Regions from separate parts of the Homo sapiens genome. Here region 1 is linked to region 2. A link is a contact called in ENCODE Hi-C or POLR2A ChIA-PET data. All regions are on one chromosome and are shown on one strand. Each heading gives the region's core, a stretch centred on a gene start or an enhancer-like site at or near the end of the contact. The rest is flanking DNA. Distances are from core to core; before and after follow the strand shown.

Region 1 (2,700 bases), core at 150-2,649, 4.0 Mb before region 2:
GGTTCTCCTAGAAGGTTAAGGATGAGCATACCTATCTAGTCCCCTCTTACTAACCTTTCCCACTCCCTCCCAGGGAACCTCCTCTCTTTTCTTCTTTAGCTCAATCAGTACCATAGGCATAGCACCAGAGGAGCTGACAGAAGATAAAACAGAACAGGTCTTTTACCTCAGATAGTCCCTTGAGGAATAAGTATTATTTCCTGTTCTTATACCACCAGTATAAGAGAAGACACAATTCCTAACCTAGGAAAGGTCCCAGCAACTCTTCAAAGGAAAATATAATCCTTGCTGTTTCTCCGTCTTCCTCCCCAAATCATCCTTGGTAGTATTAATACATGAAAATTATTTTTCAGTCCCCAGCACCTAATCTTTGATCTCCCTTCCTTTTTCCAGATCCCCTATTCTTTTTCTCTTAAAAAAACAAACAAAACCTCTCTCATTCTCAAGCTCCAGCCCTCCCTACCTCTTATCCACCTATTCTCTGGCATCCTGGCATCTCTAGTAGCAAGTATTACTAATCTATTAATTACTAAACTTCCTTTAATCCAAGAGTATTAAGCCCAATGCAACCTTCTCCCTTTGAAGGCAACTTAACATGTTTTTGGATAAATACTTCTTGTTTCTCCATTTACATCTTTGCTCTCTGATTTCTCAAAATACCTCTTTTCATCTCCTTTTCTTGTTTCCTCATTCCTGCCACTTCCTTTTACATTCATCCATTCAATAAATATTTATTCGAATATCAATATTGATAATATTGATAAGTTGGCCTCCAACCATGCTTTCTTACACTACCTTTGATTTCCTCCCAACATCTTCCTGGCTCCTTAATCCTCAATTTCCCTTTCGTTTATTACTTACACACATAACCACCCCAAGCAGCAACACCTATATCCTAACTGTACCTCCCTATTACAAGTTCCTTGACCTGCCTCCTGCACCATCTCTGCCACTCCAAATAGCTCCAATACCTTCCGATTCTCCCAGCCCTAGATATTCAACCCCACACCTCCCATATCCCTAGGCCTAGCTCCTCCAACAACTCTTCTAATCCCTGTCCCCTCCCTCCCAGTATCTCCCAGACCCCTAAACAGCACCGCCCCCCCGCCTTTCTCACGGGCTCGGTTGTCACGGTAACCGTTGTCTCAGTGACGGTCTCGCTCAGCCCAGCCCCTGCCTCGGCCATGGCTAAGGCTCAGGACAGGGAGGAGAGGAGGAAGGGGGATGAGACACCCTTCCCTTTTTCTGTCGCTGAGGTCTAAGAGAAGCGGTATCGGATTCAGAGTGGTAGCCAGGATCCTCCACCTTCTTTATTCCCCCTCCTCCTGGGCCTCCGCTTCTCCACCCCTGGGGATAACCTGGCTAACCCCACTTCCGGCTCGCCGCTTCCGGGTGTGACGCATACTGCAGTCCCCCTTTTTCCCTTCCACGGCACCAAATGCGTCAAAGCGCAGGCGTCGCTGGATTAGTTCCGCCGTAACGTGACAGCGCGCAGGCGCTGAAAGAAAGAGAAACAAATTTGGCGGAAGGGGTGTCACTGCGGGTGTGGGTGGAGGAGGGAGAGTCTGGGGCAGCACGCGTACTCACAGCCTAGAGGAAGCAGGAGGGGCGCCCAGATGGGTATTGCCGGGCCAGACGCTGCAGAGTGGGTGTGGCGAGGGCGGAGTTGTGTGCACCAAGCTGAGTCCTGCTGCAGATTTCCGTTTGCCTTGTCTGGGTAGGTGGACCGGCGAGGAAGCTTAAGGAGCAATAGTAATGACCCTACCGTGGCCTATTTCCCTTTCCTTGTTTGGTCTGGGTTTCTCTAAAGAAAACGGGAAGTGGGAGCAGTTGGAAACACACTTAAGAGTCAAGCGATGTGGTTCTACCCCTCGCCCTGTGCCTGTAGGTGTTTGAGCAGTTCAGTTTAGTGCACGTTCAACGTCAGTTTTTTTCAGTCACTGTGCTACGCCTTGAAGATGGAGGCGCGTAAGACGCTCAGACCCTGCCTTTTAGCTCTAGTAGGAAAGACAGGCATGCTGAAAACTAACAAAAATATGAAACACTGGGGCATTAACAAATGCCATGTCTGATTTGTAAATCTGAATGTAGTTACATACTGCCAACATATTCGTTCTCTCTGGGGTGATGAGTAGGATGAAGCAGAGAAATGGTCGTAAATTACAGTATAGGCTATTTTATAAAAATATATGCACGTTTCTTAGAGAGCAAAAGAAAGTGGTAAAACAAGAACCAGGAAGGCCGACAAGTAGGTTTTTTTAGAAGAGCAGCTTAAAAAGTTGTAGATGTGTGCACTACAGGAAATGGAGTTTTGTACCGCTTGGATCTGAGGGAGTGCCAGATGAAGCTTGACAGGTAGGCAGTGGTTATATGGAAGAACCTGTATGCTTTGCTAAGAAATTAAGCTTAATCCAATCACTGTTATGGGCCAGAGAAAGGCTTAAAGTAGGGTAGAAACATGAACAGGTTTGTTTCAGATTTCAGGAGTGGGTCAGGAAAGTCAACTGCCAGAACAGTTCAAACGTACAGTGGGGAAGACTGCCCTGCCCATTCTCCAGGTTGCTGTGGGGGTCAAACAAGATAGCTATGTTTGAGAGCTCTGAATATATATAAAGGGCCACACAATTATATGATAATTATTACAGTAACCCCTTGATCACTATTTGAGCCAAGGAATGCGGGACCTGAGTATGCATTTGT
Region 2 (2,700 bases), core at 128-2,627:
CTGGAACACATAACTGCATCAGGAACATCCTTTAAAACTATGGCTACCATGGCTTGACTGGACAAACCCCAGGCTTCCAGGTTTAGCACAGGTGGCCCTTCACAGACCAACATTGCCTATGCTACCAACCTCATGTCCTACCACCCTGCTTGCATCATTTCTCTCTCTGCATATATAAAAATATATGTGTATGTATATAATCAGCTTTATTGATATTTAATGTACCACAAAATTTGCCCACTTTAGGTACAGTTCAATGAATTTTACCGTGTTTTCTTAGTTGTACAACCATCATCACAATTTAATTTCGGAATATTTCTATCACCCAAATTTCCATTTCTGCGTAAAGGGGGAAAAAAAAAGGTTAACTGCTGAAGGCCGCGGTAACACTGAAAAAGGTGCCTTTTCTCTCTAAAACAGATTTTAATCTCCCCTGAATTTAGTGTCCTGGGTATTCCAGGAGTCTGAATAGGGTTTCAATTTTCAGGGTCTTTTTAATAGAGTAAAACTGTATTGGTGGCGATAAATTTAGTATTGCTCTCAGTACATGATTGAGGGATACTTAAATGTCTCTGTGATTTTATTTCATAATCGCTAAAAGATGGTTTTTTTTTTTCCTAAAACAGGGTTTTTGTTTTTTCTCAATAAGCTTCTTAGCTTCCCCTCCGGCTCCCTGGCTTGCCTCAGGAAATATTAGCTCATCAGTTCTGATTGGTTGACAGCTACGAATGGCCCTCATTGATTGGGCAGCGCTTCTTTGTCCCTTGGAAACTAATACAAATTTTTAACACTACTTTTTTTCCACTCTTTCTTCAGAGTTGGAATATCGTTGCTCCCCTACCCATATGTAGTGAGTGGAGGGCAAACTTGGAGTTCCCCTAATCTTTCCTTTTTAGGATGTCAGCTCAGTATCATTCATCTTAATTACACATTGAGCTTCTTGACTTAATGGATACAGCTCTTCTTTTGTTTAGTTGGGCGGCCCTGAAAAGGGCCTTTGGTTCAGAAATGCAAGCTGTGGAGAAATCAGCAACCTTAACCGCCAAAGCCATAAAGGGTGCGTCCCTGGCGCTTAAGCGCGTAGACCACGTCCATGGCAGTGACTGTCTTGCGCTTGGCGTGCTCCGTATAGGTGACAGCGTCACGGATCACGTTCTCCAAAAACACCTTGAGCACCCCGCGAGTCTCCTCGTAGATCAGACCAGAGATCCGCTTCACACCGCCACGCCGGGCCAGACGCCGGATGGCCGGCTTGGTGATGCCCTGGATGTTGTCACGCAACACCTTGCGGTGGCGCTTGGCACCCCCCTTACCCAAACCCTTCCCGCCCTTACCACGTCCAGACATGACTTCCCAAGAAGTGAACCAAGAGCAAGTGAGAGAATAGGAAACCGATCTTTATATATCTACGTTACCCCTGCCCCCACCTCCAGCGGACACTGAGACTGAAAAGCGCGCAGGCGGGAAATGTGACGCCTACAGTCCGCTCCTTTAACCCCTCCTCCAAGCCCCAGGAAATGGCGGGAGCAGCGATTGGGGGAGGGTGGGGAGATGAGGGTGGGACCAAGCAGGCTTGACCAATGGCCTTTATTTTCTTAACAGAGCTACAGGCTTTGAGGAACTGGGTTAAGAATTAAATGTAAACCCATTCTGACTCCAGAATTATTTTAAGTCGAACTTTTTTTTTAACCGAATCTCTCTGTCGCCCAGACTGGAGTACATTAGAGCCATCTCGATTCACTGAAACCTCTGCCTCTCAGGTTCAAGTGTTTCTCCTGCCTCAGCCTTCAGAGTGTAGCTGGGATTACAAGCGCTCGCCGTCGCGCCCGGCGTGTTTTTGTATTTTTCGTAGAGACGGGATTCGGCCATGTTGGCCAGGCTGATCCCGAACTCCTGATTTCTGGTAATCCGCCCGCCTCAGCCTCTCAAAGTGCTTGAATTACAGGCGTGAGTCACCGCGACCGGCCGAAATCGATTGGTTTTGAAGCCTTCAGTAGCATTAAAACGAAAAGTGCTCCCAATGCATTCCCTTTTGTCTTAAATTGGTTTCTTACAGCTACTTTACTTGAAAAGGTGGTGGCTCTGAAAAGAGCCTTTGCTTGGACCGTCAGAGAGACCACAGTAATCACGCCCTCTCTCCGCGGATGCGGCGGGCGAGCTGGATGTCCTTGGGCATGATAGTGACGCGCTTGGCGTGGATGGCGCACAGGTTAGTGTCCTCAAATAGCCCTACCAAGTAGGCCTCGCACGCCTCCTGCAGAGCCATCACAGCGGAGCTCTGGAAACGCAGGTCTGTTTTAAAGTCCTGCGCAATCTCGCGCACCAGGCGCTGGAAAGGTAGTTTACGAATAAGCAGTTCAGTGGACTTCTGATAACGGCGGATCTCGCGCAGAGCCACGGTGCCCGGCCGGTAGCGGTGGGGCTTTTTCACGCCGCCGGTGGCCGGAGCGCTTTTGCGGGCTGCCTTAGTGGCCAACTGTTTGCGTGGCGCCTTGCCACCAGTAGACTTCCGAGCAGTTTGCTTAGTGCGAGCCATGACGGAAAAACAGCACAGCGGAACACCCAACACTAGCGCAAATACGCCCATGAGCTGCTCTATTTATAGTGTGTAAAGTGCAGTGATTGGATGATAGAAGACGCTAAATATGACGTTACACACTCTGATTGGTCTATCTTTAAGCCAGCAACAATCGTGCAGTT

The links. A loop is a pair of places that touch in the nucleus more often than their neighbours do. ChIA-PET counts read pairs that join two places held with the same protein, here RNA polymerase II (POLR2A). Pooled maps may share reads with other maps.
Region 1: a loop to region 2 is called in a map of chondrocyte, with 8 times the contacts of the local background. The contact joins the promoter of PPP1R11 here to the promoter of H4C1 in region 2. A Hi-C loop is called at or near these places in 1 of 168 maps with a recorded cell type or tissue (chondrocyte) and 6 of 50 pooled maps. POLR2A ChIA-PET finds 5 or more read pairs at or near these places in 2 of 52 experiments (IMR-90 and activated T-cell).

Annotation. Positions count from the first base shown.
Region 1 is chr6:30,065,897-30,068,596 of GRCh38, reverse strand. PPP1R11 (protein phosphatase 1 regulatory inhibitor subunit 11) reads right to left here and starts at 1,399. Exons shown (of 3, transcript NM_021959.3): 1 at 1,118-1,399; 2 at 1-7. The coding sequence starts at 1,186.
Region 2 is chr6:26,020,326-26,023,025 of GRCh38, reverse strand. It overlaps H4C1 (H4 clustered histone 1), which reads right to left and starts at 1,377. Exons shown (of 1, transcript NM_003538.4): 1 at 976-1,377. The coding sequence starts at 1,347. The coding sequence ends at 1,036. It overlaps H3C1 (H3 clustered histone 1), which reads right to left and starts at 2,575. Exons shown (of 1, transcript NM_003529.3): 1 at 2,068-2,575. The coding sequence starts at 2,536. The coding sequence ends at 2,126. RefSeq lists enhancers at 783-1,012, 1,163-1,392, 614-1,429, 1,733-1,782, 1,813-1,912 and 2 more.